Regions from separate parts of the Mus musculus genome. Here region 1 is linked to region 2. Evidence: chromatin contacts called from ENCODE Hi-C data. All regions are on one chromosome and are shown on one strand. The core of a region is the stretch at or near the end of the contact, and the rest is flanking DNA. Distances in the headings are between cores, read along the strand shown. Region 1 holds the start of Kcnh1 (potassium voltage-gated channel, subfamily H (eag-related), member 1). Region 2 holds the start of Rcor3 (REST corepressor 3).

The links. A loop is a pair of places that touch in the nucleus more often than their neighbours do.
Region 1: a loop to region 2 is called in a map of T-helper 17 cell, with 2.4 times the contacts of the local background. The contact joins the promoter of Kcnh1 here to the promoter of Rcor3 in region 2. A Hi-C loop is called at or near these places in 1 of 37 maps with a recorded cell type or tissue (T-helper 17 cell).

Annotation. Positions count from the first base shown.
Region 1 is chr1:192,189,147-192,195,600 of GRCm38, reverse strand. It overlaps Kcnh1 (potassium voltage-gated channel, subfamily H (eag-related), member 1), which reads right to left and starts at 4,824. Exons shown (of 11, transcript NM_001038607.2): 1 at 4,515-4,824. The coding sequence starts at 4,593.
Region 2 is chr1:192,136,270-192,143,186 of GRCm38, reverse strand. Rcor3 (REST corepressor 3) reads left to right here and starts at 5,147. Exons shown (of 12, transcript NM_001346740.1): 1 at 5,147-5,448; 2 at 5,698-5,754. The coding sequence starts at 5,289. It overlaps Gm10516 (predicted gene 10516), which reads right to left and starts at 6,289. Exons shown (of 4, transcript NR_033536.1): 1 at 6,126-6,289.

The DNA of each region.
Region 1 (6,454 bases), core at 3,575-6,074, 53 kb before region 2:
ATATGTGTATGTGTATGTGTACTGTGAGAGAGTGTGTCTATGTGTGTGAATATATATCTGTGTATGTCTCTCTGTGTATGTTTGTATGTCCATGTATCTCTGTGTCTGTGTATGTGTCTATGTATGTGTGTGCATGTATATGTGTGAGAATATCTGTGTCTATGTGTGTATATGTCACTGTGTATGTCTCTGTGTGTCAGTGTGTCTGTGTGTCTGTGAGGGTTTCTGTATGTGTCTCTGTGTGTATGCCTATTTGTCTGTGTTTGTGTGTCTCTATCTGTTTGTCTGTCTTTCCCTATGTTTGTATCTCTGTGCTTATATGTCTGTATCTGTTTCTCCATGTGTCTATGTGTGTGTGTGTGTCTGTGTGTGTGTCTGTGAGGGCATCTGTGTCTGTGTGTATCTATATGTCTCTGTGTTATCTTTCTCTGTGTCCATATGTCTGTGTGTGTATATATATATATATATATATCTGTGTTTGTCTCTATGTATGTGTATGTGTGTGTCTGTCTCTATGTGTGTGTCTGTGTGTGTCTCTTTGTGTGTATGTGACTATGTATGTGTATGTAAACCACAGAGTGCATATGGAGTTTAGAAGACAACGTTTAAAAGCTGGTTCTTTTCTTCCACTGTGGGTCTGGTTCAGGCTGTCAGGCTTGCCTGACAAGCTCTTTTCCCTGCTGAACCATCTTTCAAGCCCACCAATAGGATTTTAAATGATGGTTGGCATATTCAGGAGGAAAAAACCCTCAGGTGTGGATACTAATCATTCCTGCTGACTCGTAGCAATCCAAAGCACGGGTACTTATTAAATCTCTCCTTCTTGCATTACTCAGAATCAACCCAAGAAAGTTAAACTAGTTTCCAGTAAACACCTTTAAAGTGTTTTATTTTCTAATGTACTGAGAGGCCTAGGGAGCCATTGAGGCCAATCACTGCTGTAGGATATGAGCAACAACTGTAATCAGGATTTGCCAGGGTGCCTTTCTTCCAGAGCTCCATCTTCCAGGTGTCACATGGCCATTGTCACAGTCAGAGCAGCTGTGATCACCCACAGGACCCTGCCCAGGTGTGAACAGCCTGGCCCTGCTGCACATGGAAGGCTGAGGTGGGACTTAGAAAAGCAGTGTTCACACGCTCACCCATGGTTGGGTGGGCCTTTGGTGAGGCAGCTATTTGGGGGTGACTTATGCTCTTGTAATTAACTCCTAACCTATGCACCTATAAACTCATAGACTGGAATAGCCACCAGATATTTGATAACAGTATCAGGCCTATCATGTCTCCAAGAAAAGTCACACAACAAACTTACTATCCTCAGTGTTGTTTCCATCTATCCCCAGTGTTCAACAACTACGTCCAGTAAATCTTCACAGAATGAATAAACCATTTCCACCAGCTGATTGGACCCCAATCTACCCACCCATTTTGACAAGTCTGGGAACTATTCACAGAAAGAACTCTCAGCTCTTTAACCTTACAGTGGAGATTGTCCTTCCTTTGTTGAATCTTGAGGCCTGTGAAAGTGGCCCAGGGATCCCTGAGGAGGTATACACACATCCCCCACCCCCACCCTGTCCTGCAAAGGCAAATAGCTCCGGACTTCTTGAATGTACTTGTGCTCTCGCTCGCTCGCTCGCTCGTCTGCCCTGTCGCTCTGTTTGCGTGGCTGCTGGCCAACATGGATGCTGTTCCTGTTGATATAACATTTTGTTTCATCTCCACTGGGAAATCTGCTTCTTGCACTCTAAAGAGCACAGCCTGGATCTCCTCAGCTCTACCCCTCCACATGTAGGAAAGCTGCCAGAAGAGTCCTTACCCACACAGTTGTGAGGAAGGACGGGCAGACGAGGCAGTATCTAAGCTCTGTCTCATCTACAGCTCTGTGACACCCCAGACACTCGATACTCAACGCAGCCCAAACGTGGCTGGTTCTAATCCCGAGGCACCTCCTCTCAGCCATTCTTCTAGAGGTGACAAGAACATCTCCCCAACTGAAGCTCATCAAGTAGAGCGAAGAAGCCTCATGAGGTCTGGGATAGCCCGGTGGTACAGTGCTAGCCTGGCTTGTGCACGGCCCTGGCTCCGAGCTTTGACACTGAAACAAATCCAGGTGACCAGCAGCTGCAGGCACCTCTGCCCAGGCACGGTGAACCGGCCTCTTACACTAGGGCTCACTCTATTGTCTGTAGACAAGTAGCAGCAACGTCACCCAGGCCTGCTGGGATAAAAGGCCTAGCAAGGTGATTATGAAGTATTGCTATTTAAATGCTGTGATGACCAAAAATAGGCTGGCAGGTTTCAAGAAATGATCAATATTTTAAACAGGCTATTTCTGTAAAAGTAAAATGCATGCAGATGTGTTTCTCAGCATTCACAGTATTTAGTCACTCATAGACAGGGACTAATATGAAAACAATCACAAAAACTTCAAGTCAGCACTCTGTACCCTAAAACAGAGCATTTAAGGGGTCTTCCTGCTCCCCAGGATCATTTGGGCTTGTCTTTATTGTTGTTCCTTTTTAGTTGTTGGGAATCAAGCTGTCGGAGCAGGTGCTGAGATAAAAGGCCAGTGCTAAAAATACTCCACACTGCCTGCTTTATCGACGTTCTACCTATACTCACGCCAGGGAACTGCGCTGAGATCAACTGATCAGAAGGTTGGTTTAGGAGTTTTAGCTCCCCCTAGAAGCCCAGGCCACCCTGGCTATAGCCTGCAGCTTCGTGCTCCAGCTAACAGAGTGCACCATGGTTTCCCTCTAACTTCAGGGTACTGCCTCCTCTCCAATAGACAGACTTCTCATAATGTTCATGGCATTTATTATGCAAACGTTATACGTCCCTCAAGTGGGATCCCCAAGTCTGCAAAACAGTGCCCATATCGGGTCAGTTAAAAGCCATAATAATACACTAACTTCAACCATCGCTTTCAGATTTGTATGCCAAAGGAATTCTTCATGGCTGCCCATTTAGCAATTATTACACACACACACACACACACACACACACACATACACACACAAGAGGGAGGGGCAGACCCAAGTAATGACTATGACCTTGTGGCTGCCTGTTTAGCAGTCATTACACACACACACACACACACACACACACACACACACACACGGCCCCTGGTAGTAACTGTGACCTTGCTTTAAAGACTCCTTTAAACCTTGGAGGGAAAGGTAATGACCGAGTAGTACTCATCTTTAAGAGGCACACAACAAAGGTGAGATAATTTCTAAGAAAGCTCTTAAATAGTAGGTAAGATTTGCTATGGTAGCCCACGGGCTTTGTCTTGTAAACTTAAGTCCCTTTTTAATTAAAGACACTGTATAAGAGGCAGGGGTCAGTTTTCACGCCCTTCCATTGAATCCCTAACTGAATTCAGCTGGAAGCTCATCACTATCAACCCAAGTTCCAAGGCTGCACGCCATGTTTACACTGGCAAAACCCAGCTCTTGAGTTAGGTCCCCACAGCCTCTCCAACGGAGAGAGTCGCCTGCTTCTGGAAGGAGAGGGGCCCAGAAGTCTGCTAGGGGGATCTCAGAATTGGGTAGCCTGGTGAACAGGTGTATGCAGCAACTCCCCATCTCCAGGACTGTATGTGCAAGCTGTGGGTCGGAAAGGTTTGGATAGCTCCCTTTGGATCGCTACTCTGAGGACTTTTCGCCTTCTGGGCTTCATGCTAATAAACCATAGGAAACTGCAATCTCTGAGTAAAAAGGTGTCGAAAATTATTCCCCTTCCATCAGTCATAGTAGGACTCTCTCCTCCCAGCTACAAAAACCTCGTGCTTGTGCACAGGTTTCTTGGGTAATGAATCGGCTTGTGATGGAGGACAAGATTGGGAGGGTTTAAAAGAGACAATAGATGCCAAATTTGTACCCGGGACCACTTAGTTCCCTCTGTTTCCCCGGCTGAGTCCAGAAAAACCATCGGACCTTCGTGAGCCATTTGCTCTAGCTGGTTGGCGAGGGTGCATAAGACAGCCCTGCCAAAGGGTTTCTTCTGGTCAGACTTTCCTGCTTAAGGGATGGAAGGTGGAGTTGGCAACGTCCCTGCACCCGAACAGGGCCAGGACCAGTAGCCCAGCTCTGCTGCTACCTCTGGCCTCCCTGCTCCTCAGGACTCCCGGGGAGCCTCCGCGGGGAGGCGGCCAGTGCGCATCAGGAGCGCAGTGCTTGAAGGTGGCCAGCCTGCAGCCACTTTTCGCATGACTTTTCTCACCAAATGCCAGGCTTTCCTGGAGAGGACAGCGGGAGGGCGCGGGAAAAGGCCCCAAAGGCGTAGGCTAGAGATCTCTCCTCCAGAGATGGGGCACACTAGACCCCCTCCAGCCCTGCCCACCTCCCAGGCCCGCAGGCAAGAGAAGCTGGTGAGCGGAGCTCCGGGATGCCCCCGCATCTGTTGGCACCAGGCGGGAGGCGTCTGCAATCACCGCACTCAGAAAAAAAAAAAAAAAAAAAAAAAATCAAAACCCACCTGGGCGACAGAAATCCAAAGGCAGTTCTTACCGTTGGACCGCCGCACGATGTTCTCCAGAAACGTGTTCTGCGGGGCCACTAGTCCCCGCCGGCCGCCAGCCATGGTCATCCTCCCGACTGCCGGACTCTGGGGGCGTCCGGCGCCGTGTCTCACCGCAGCAGGCGGCCGGGTGCGCAGCCCGCAAGCGTTCCTGGCTCCACGCGCCCCATGCGCTCCGCAGCCCCGGAGCGCAGGGGCGGCGGCTGGCTCCCGCTGCCGCCCTCGCTGCGCTCCGCACCTCCCCGCTGCGGCCCGCCCGGGTGTGCGCTCGAGTGCCCCGGGCTCGGTGCGCCGCGGCCGCCTCCCGTGGGCGGAGGGAGCCAGCCGGTCCAGGGCGCCCCCTACCGTGCGCGCATCCCTCGGGGACACAGCCGTAACCAAGAGCCACGGGGTGAGGCTGGAACCGGAGCGGCACCCTCTGGGTGCAGCGGGAAGTGTTATCCAGAGTGTGCCTGGGGTGTGCAGAGCACGGTGAGCAGCTTTATTGGTAAAGTCACATACACACACACACCCGAAAAGGTCACAAGAAGACTCTTTCTTTACGCGGTGTCAGATCGGAGTCAGAACCTTCAGGCTCTGCAAACAGCATGAGCTGCATGTCTATCCAGCTTCCCCAGAATTAACCAACCAAGTGTCTAAGGGCAACAACTTACAGAGTGACTGCCAGATTCAGCTCCCAGGAGCCGTTTTGGTTTGTCTTTACCATCAATGTGCCTGCAGCCTCCTCAGTTGATAAATGGCTTTCACCTGTTTGGCGTCTTCTCTTACAGAGCAATCATTTTACCAAAAAAGAAAAACAACAAAACATGAGTTGGCACATCGGGGTTTCCAGCTACAGTACAATCTCTTAAGATTTGTGTGTAAGGTGAAAAAAACAAAAAAAAAAACAAAAAACGGGAACTGGCTGTCCAGCATCAAAGAGGAGGGCTACTTCTGAAAGCTTCCCAAAGTAAAAGTACATCAGATTTTAATTAAACAGCCATAGCTGTGGCTTGGAGAAGCATCCACAAGGCACAGGTGAAGCAGGTGCGGCTTCACAGCAGGTAGAAATGACTTGGACCTCTTGTTCACTGAAGGAAGAGGGGGTGTTCCAACTGCACATAATGTGTACCTGTCGTTGTGCTGTGCGTGTGGCGGGGGACTGAGACAATGCCCACAGAAGGATGCATTGCTACTTGACTGGTTAGTTTCCAACTGGACAAAGATTCAAAATAAAATGCAAAGATAAACCCGCCGCTGAAGCCCGTGACGCCGGGGCTCACCTCCGGAAACACCTTAATGGTTCGCAAAGACACACTGTCTCAATTTTTTAATCTCAGAAGCAGAGCCAATTCCTTCCAGGCATTCTCTGAGTGGTCGAGCACTGCGGAGAATAGACGGGGGGGGGGGGGGGGGGATCCTGACTTTAAAGTTCTGTGCGGGAGGTCTGCAAAGATGGCTCAGCACCTGAGAGCACTCTTGCAGGAGACCTGCGTTTAGTTCACAGTAGGCCAAAGCCATCTGAAATTTCAGTTCCAGACCATTTGATGCCCTAGTCTGACTTCTTCAGGCACCAAGCATGTGCATAGTACACGTACAAACATGCAGGCAAAACACTCAAACTCACAAAATCTGTCTGAAAAAAAAAAAAATAAGTGCCAAATCAAATGTCATTTTCAGAGTGACTAAATTAATTGGGCCATTATAAATGTCACCTTTCATCTATCTGTGTGGATATAACTCAAGCAACGCTCCTGCCAGCAGAAGATGGCTCGGCAGGACTGGTGTGTGCTATGACTTGAAGGTAAAGCTGCATCTCTCCCACTGGATAACGGCTCCCTGCAGGTTAGAGCTGTGATTTCTTAAACACTGGCTCCGTCTAGTGGTTCTTTGTTCTATTACAAATGAGGTAAACTACTCAAAGAGAACTTGATTTTGATGGCTACCCACT
Region 2 (6,917 bases), core at 3,898-6,397:
AAAGATTTGAAAGTTATTGGCCAAAGCTCCATGGTTCTTCATTTCCTCTTGTTTTGTGAAGATGAAAGTTACTGAGACAGCTGCTCACAATGGTAGACAACGCAGTATCTTAAGTTTTTAAGGCTCCAATGAAACACCAAGACTAAAGAGCAAGTTGGGGAAGAAAGTTTATTCAGCTTAGATTTCCGTATTACTGTTCATTATTGAAGGAAGTCAAGACAGGACCTCAGGTTAGGATTCTGGAGGCAGGAGCTGATGCAGAAGCCATGGAGGAGTGCTGCTTTCTGACTTGCTCAGCCTACTTTTTTATGGAACGCAGGACCACCAACCCAGAGATGGCACCACACACAGTAGGCTGGGCCCTCCCCCTTTGATCACTAATTGAGAAAATGCCCTACAGCTGGATCACACGGAGGCTTTTCCTCAACAAAGGCACCTTTCCTCTCTGATGACCTAGCTTGTGTCAAGTTGACACACAAAACCATCAAGTACATGTAGCTACACAGAGAGTTGAGAGAGGAGGTAAGAGAGAGGGAAGATGACAATGGACCCTTACTTTAAAATCTGAAGCCCTTGGAACTATTTCCTGAAACTCTGTACTGGCTAGTTTTGTGTCAACTTGACACAGCTGGAGTTATCACAGAGAAAGGAGCTTCAGTTGAGGAAATGCCTCCATGAGATCCAACTGTAAGGCATTTTCTCAATTAGTGATCAAGAGGGAAAGGCCCCTTGTGGGTGGGACCATCTCTGGGCTGGTAGCCTTGGGTTCTATAAGAGAGCAGGCTGAGCAAGCCAGGTGAAGCAAGCCAGTAAAGAGCATCCCTCCATGGCCTTTGCATCAGCTCCTGCTTTCTGACCTGCTTGAGTTCCAGTCCTGACTTCCTTGGTGATGAACAGCAGTATGGAAGTGTACGCTGAATAAACCCTTTCCTCACCAACTTGCTTCTTGGTCATGATGTTTGTGCAGGAATAGAAACCCTGACTAAGACAAACTCTCTTAAGTGTTCTTGGTGTCTTCCAATTAATCTTTCATCAAGCCATTTCAGAAAAGTGTCTACTTACTTGAAACTTAAGTGTCAAGTTCTTTATATTTATAAGCAGTACTAAGGCCTGTTTTTCTCACTGTTAACTATATATTCCATCTCCGTCAATAATTCTAACAAGTATATTTAATATTGGGAGAAAAAGTAATAATTTCCCTCTATGACTTGGTTCAACTTAATGCCTCCTTTTTAAAAGAAATCTTTTTATGTGGATGAGAGTTTTGCCTTCATATATGCATGTGCACTGCCTATGTCTTATCCCTTTGCAGGCCAGAAGAGGGAGGGCATTAGATCCTCTGCAACTGAAGTTACAGATGGTGGTGAGCGGCCGCATGAGTACTAAAAATTGAACCTGGATCTTCTGAAAGTTCAGCCAGTGCTCTTAATTGCTGAGCCATATCTCCAGCCCAGGACTTAATACATCTGTATCTACTGTATCTTGATATATAAAATGTGGGCTGCACCAAAGAGGACTTGACAGTCAAAAGCTTAACTTCAAAGTAAATATAGTCAGATATTATTCCCTTTATATCTCCGTGGTTTTTAGTACTTTATTCTAGAGAGCCATCCTCTGGGTGCAAAATTACAGTAGCTGTGTCACCCACAGTGACAGTGGTTTAAGGCTGAGTCAGATGTCTGACAGGTAGAGAATCTCGTAAGGCCTTTGGAACAGGCAGTGAAAAGCCCTTGTCTTTGGGCCTGCTATACCCAGTGAGAAGCAGTGCAGCCTGTTATGACCGATTCCTGACGCCAACATCAAATCTTTAAGTGCATGAGACTGGGGTTTGGCTCTCAGCAAGGCAAATAGACTTTTTGTTTTTTTTAAGAACTGTAACTGCTGAGAGAAGAGAAGGCTGTGATGTGCATCCCAAGTTCTGAGAGCCACAAATTTGGCCTGCATTGAAATAAAATAAGTTTTTCTGATAAATCAAAATTAATGGAATAAAAGCAAGACACCACTGAGTGAGTCCTGTGTGGGGACATAGGTAATGGCGGTGTGTCTGCATGTGTGCTCAAAGGTCACAGTTGGAAGCAGTTCATTATGCATGCCAAGGCCTCCAGAATAACTCTTTCTTGGTGTTATATAGTGCCATCTCCTTGGTTTCTTCTAGAGGAGCTGACTCAATTTCCTGAATGAACCCTTCCATACTGGAAAGACATGAAGACTCAGGAAGCTCCGCTGTTCTCAACCTTCCTGATGTTTTGACCTTTTGATACAGTTACATGTTGTAGTGACCCCCAACCATGAAATTATTTCTTTGCTACTTTGTTGGGTTTTTTGTTTTGTTTTGTTTTGTTTTGTTTTTGAGACAGGGTTTCTCTGTATAGCCCTGGCTGTCCTGGAACTCACTTTGTAGACCAGGCTGGCCTTGAACTCAGAAATCTGCCTGCCTCTGCCTCCTGAGTGCTGCTGGGATTAAAGGCCTGTGCCACCACCCAGCTCCTCTGCTACTTTCTAACTGTAATTTTGCTACTGTTATGAGTTGTAATGTAAATGTATTTTTTGAAGGTCTTAGGCAACTCCTGTGAAAGGGTTTGTTCAGTGATTCCCCAGGGGTTGCAATCCTCAGGTTGAGAACTGTTGCTCAAGACTGTCTTGGCTGTCCTTAACCTCTACATTTTCCCTAGACTCAGCTATACAATTTATACACAATCTGCTGGCTTTCCTTAGGATTAGAATACGCCCATGGATCCCTATGCCGGGAGGGAATCTGGTCATTGTATAAGCATTCAGCCTTCTGTTTCTCAAGAACATTATTTTCCTAGAGTCCTTGGGTATCTTCTCCAAGACTCATTGCTAGATAGAAGTCATCCCAAAAGATAACTGATCTTGATCCCTTGGCCTTCTAAACGTTGTCTTATTTGAAACAAAGTTTCTCCTGTATCCTTGCTTCTGGAATTCACATGATATCAAAGAGAAGCCCAGGCAACATACAACTTAGCTAATCCCCGACCTTTGCCTTATGTTTGGTCTTTGTAACTCTTGAGAAAACCTTAAAATGGAGTTAATTTAAATACTCAACAGACCAGTAGTGCCCCCCCCCCTTCAACCCATCTCAAGAGATATTATTAACCCCTAAAGCTCTCTTCTCCGCCCAGGGGCTTTCCTCCTCTCCAAACAGAAGTAGACATTCTTCCAGATTTCTACCTAGGGCTTTTCTGTTCTGTAATGTCTTATCTGGGAAGAGACCATTTTAAGGTCCACTACAATCACCCTTCTCAACCAGGCAAGTTTAGAGTGCTTTCCTTTTCTTAAAAGCAAAACAGAAATTTGTTTTCCTTAAACACACACACACACATCCCTTCACGCCAAAATCCTTCCCCAAAGGTGAATGCAGTCTTTGGTCTAAATATTCCAGTAGAATCATTTTACTGCCAAGATTCTACTAATCAAAATAGTCCCAAAAGCCCTTGAAACTTTTGATCCCTAATCTAGACGCAGATTCTTTTCTACAGAAAAGTGAATCAGCACTATTTCAGAGTTAAAAAGTGTATCTATTAAGAGGCCTCTATTTTGTTTTGTGGTTTTTTTTTTTCTTGAATTTTCTTTTTATAGGCTCTAGCTTTTGTACTCCAGGATCAAAGGAGCTGATGTGACAGGGCTGAGATGAGTCGTGTTCATTAGAGGTTGGAATGTAAAAAATAAAATATCATTTCAGTTGTCCATAACATTTCTCCTTGCAGAAAATAAAAATCAGACTTAAAATATCCTTCAGCAATGTGTTTTTTAAAAAAAGGAACCGATGCTAGGTGTGGTGGTGCAGCTCTTTACTCCCAGCACTCAGAAGACAGAGGCAAGCGGATCTCTGTGAGTTCCAGGACAGCCAGAAGTACACATAGAAATCCTGTCTCAAAAAATAAAACGGGAGGGGAGGTTGAGTTGTGGTTCAAAAATTAATGGACACATATAGAGCTAAAAATCAACTATTTCCAGTACCAGTACTGTTTCTCCACCCGGACAAAATACTCCCTCCTTTAGACAGATGACCGGCCTAATTCTTGTATCCCAGAGTTTTCTTGGCTGAATTCTTGAGTAGGTCTGTTATTTCTCAGTAACAGAATTCCAAAGAACAGTTTTAACCTTCAAGGTAATTTTACTGTTACCCCCAAATTCTGCAGGACACACATCTGTATATTAAGCAACTCCCCCCCCCCTTTACTCCTGAGACACAAATCGTCCTCCTTGCCCAGACAGTATGTCATAAGCAAATATCCTTAAATCTGGGGAAGAAATACAGTCCAGCCAATCTTCAACTGGGTGCAAACTGCCAGAAGGCAGCTGGCCTCACCTTTCTCTGCAGCAGCAGCACCTCTCTGCAGAGCACTTCTCTCTCCACCCTCTCCAGAATTGCTCTGAGCCACCACCCCAGGCAGTGTCGACCCAGATAGCACTGGCCCGGGGAAGGTAGAGTTCGGTTATTTATTTCCCCACTCGTGGCATTCGCTTCTTAGACAGCAAAAGGGAAAGAGCCAAGTGGAAATACTGCCCTTTCAGTCCCTCTCGGACCTCACAGCAGAGAGGAGCTGCCTCGCCAGGTCTTTAGGGCCGGTCTCATTCCGGAGTGAACCGATCCTGCCTCCAACCGGAGGACCCAGCTCCTACCCCGGGGCGCACCTCGCGGGAGCAGCTCCTGTCTGAGGCCGCCAACCCCTGCCCGCGTCACCGGAGCTGCTCCGGTCCAAGGCCGCCATCCTCATAGCTCCTGTCAAAGGCCGCCATCCCCGCCGCTCCTCACCGGAGCAGCTCCTGAGACCGCCATCCCGGGTTCCCGGTCACGGGAGCAGCTCCCGCCCCGCGGCCCCGCCTCAGCAGGCCAAATTCCTTCAGCTGAGACAGGGCAGAGGCCGCCTCCCCGCCCTCCATGCCGCCTCCGGGGCCTCCACATCGTCTCCCGGCCCTCGAGCGCCCGGGAACCGGCCGGCTGGGGACGCGCGGGGTCCCGGCCCTCTGGTCTCTCCGCCCCGCGGCCGGAACCTCCCTAGGGCGGAGTGATCGCGGCCGCCCAGTGAGGAGCGCGCGGCCACGAGGGGCGCTCGGCCGGGTGGCACGGCGCGGGGCGGCGGCGGCGGGGGAGGGGAGGGAGGCGGGGCCGGGGCGGGCCGGTGTGGGGCGACTGCGCTACGGCTCGACCGGGGCGGTGATGGCGGCTCCATATTAACACCTCCTCCTCCTCCTCCGCGCTCCCGCCCGCGCCCGCCAGCCGTCTCCCCCTTCCCTGACGCCACCTCTCCCCCTCCTCTACCATGCCCGGCATGATGGAGAAAGGGCCCGAGTTACTGGGGAAGAGCCGATCGGCCAACGGCGGCGCCAAGAGCCCGGCGGGAGGCGGCGGCTCCTCGGCCAACGGCGGGCTGCACTTCTCGGAGCCCGAGAGCGGCTGCAGCAGCGACGACGAGCACGGGGGTACCTCGCCGCGCTCCCCGCCCCCGCCCGTCCGCCCGGCCCCCTTCCCCGCGCCCTCCTCCCCCTCGGAGCCGAGCCGCGGCCGCCGGAACTCCCGGTGCCGCCGCAGCCCGCGACCCGCGCCTCCCCGCCCCCACCCGGCCACGGCCTCGCCCGCGCTCCCGCGGCTGGAGAGTCTCTGCCTTGCCCTTCCCCTCTCCTCTCCTTATTTATTACCATTTTACCATATATCTTGGCATTGCTTTGCAGATGTTGGGATGAGAGTCGGAGCTGAATACCAAGCTCGGATCCCTGAATTCGATCCAGGTAGATATATTTGCTCACAGGAAAACCCCATCTCTCTCTCTCTTTTTTTTTCCCCCAGGCTTGCTCTGGGGTGGCCGGCGTCGGGATGGGAGGGAGTTACGTGGTGTTGAGTGTGGGGCGCACCAGGAGAGGCCAGGGCAGGGCAGGGCAGGGCAGGGCATCGCGGGCGGGGAGGCTGGCAGGCTCGGCTGGGCAGTGACACAGGGCGTGGGGGTAGATGTGTGCATGGCAAGGTGAACATGGTTCCCTCCCGCGGCACTTGCACGCTGGTGGCTTCGCACGGAGGTCGCGGGTCCGAGGCCCGGGGCGTGGGGACTGCAAAACCAAGGGCTGCAGGAGAGGGCGTGCGATCTGTGTGTGCATGAACCTACCCCAGGTCAGATGCCACTCCGACCCGCCCTGGGAACCCGGGGCTCAGCCAGGCTCCGCAGGGCCACGCTTGGCAACCGCCTGCTGTCATTAGCCCGAGCCAAGGGCGAGCCCTGCGACCCCGGCGCACACGGGATCCTGGTTTTTCTTTCTGCCGAGGCGGTGTGGACCTGGGCGGGGAAACGCCCGTGCCCGACACCGCCCCGGTCGCCCCCAACCCCTCCCCGCGCGCCGACCCAGCCCGGGGAAGCCAGACCACAGGACAGCGGCAGCAGCTGCCAAGGAGACATTTTCTCCGGAACAGCCAGGTTCCAGCGCCCTCCGCCAGCGCAGCTTGCGGGCTCCCTCTCTACTTTTCTCCAAACAGGCTCCCCGGCTGTCACGGGATGTCAGGCTGCTCAGGGATTGGGCGAGAGTTCCGCATATGGAGGCGCCCTTGCTGGAGCCTCTGGGCCTGGAGTGCTCGGCTGCTCTAACCCAGCCAGACTTGCCACTGGGTGGGCTCTGCCCTTCCCTGCCTGAACTGCCCTCCCACTTTTCCTGCAGTCAGTTTTTGTCTAGAGCTCATTCTTAACCGCACTGCCCGAGTCCGACGCTGGAGTTGTAGTTGGTGTTGCAGAGGACTCACTTGTAATTTCACAAGGAAAGCAGTCATGTCCGTTTAGTTTAGGTATGCTAGGGGGCTTCCATCCTTCTCCCCATTAGGACTTACCAAGTAGGTAGTATCCCCTCTCTGAAAGGAGAAGGGTAACCGTTACAAGCATAATTAGGACAGTTTCCTTCAGTACATGATA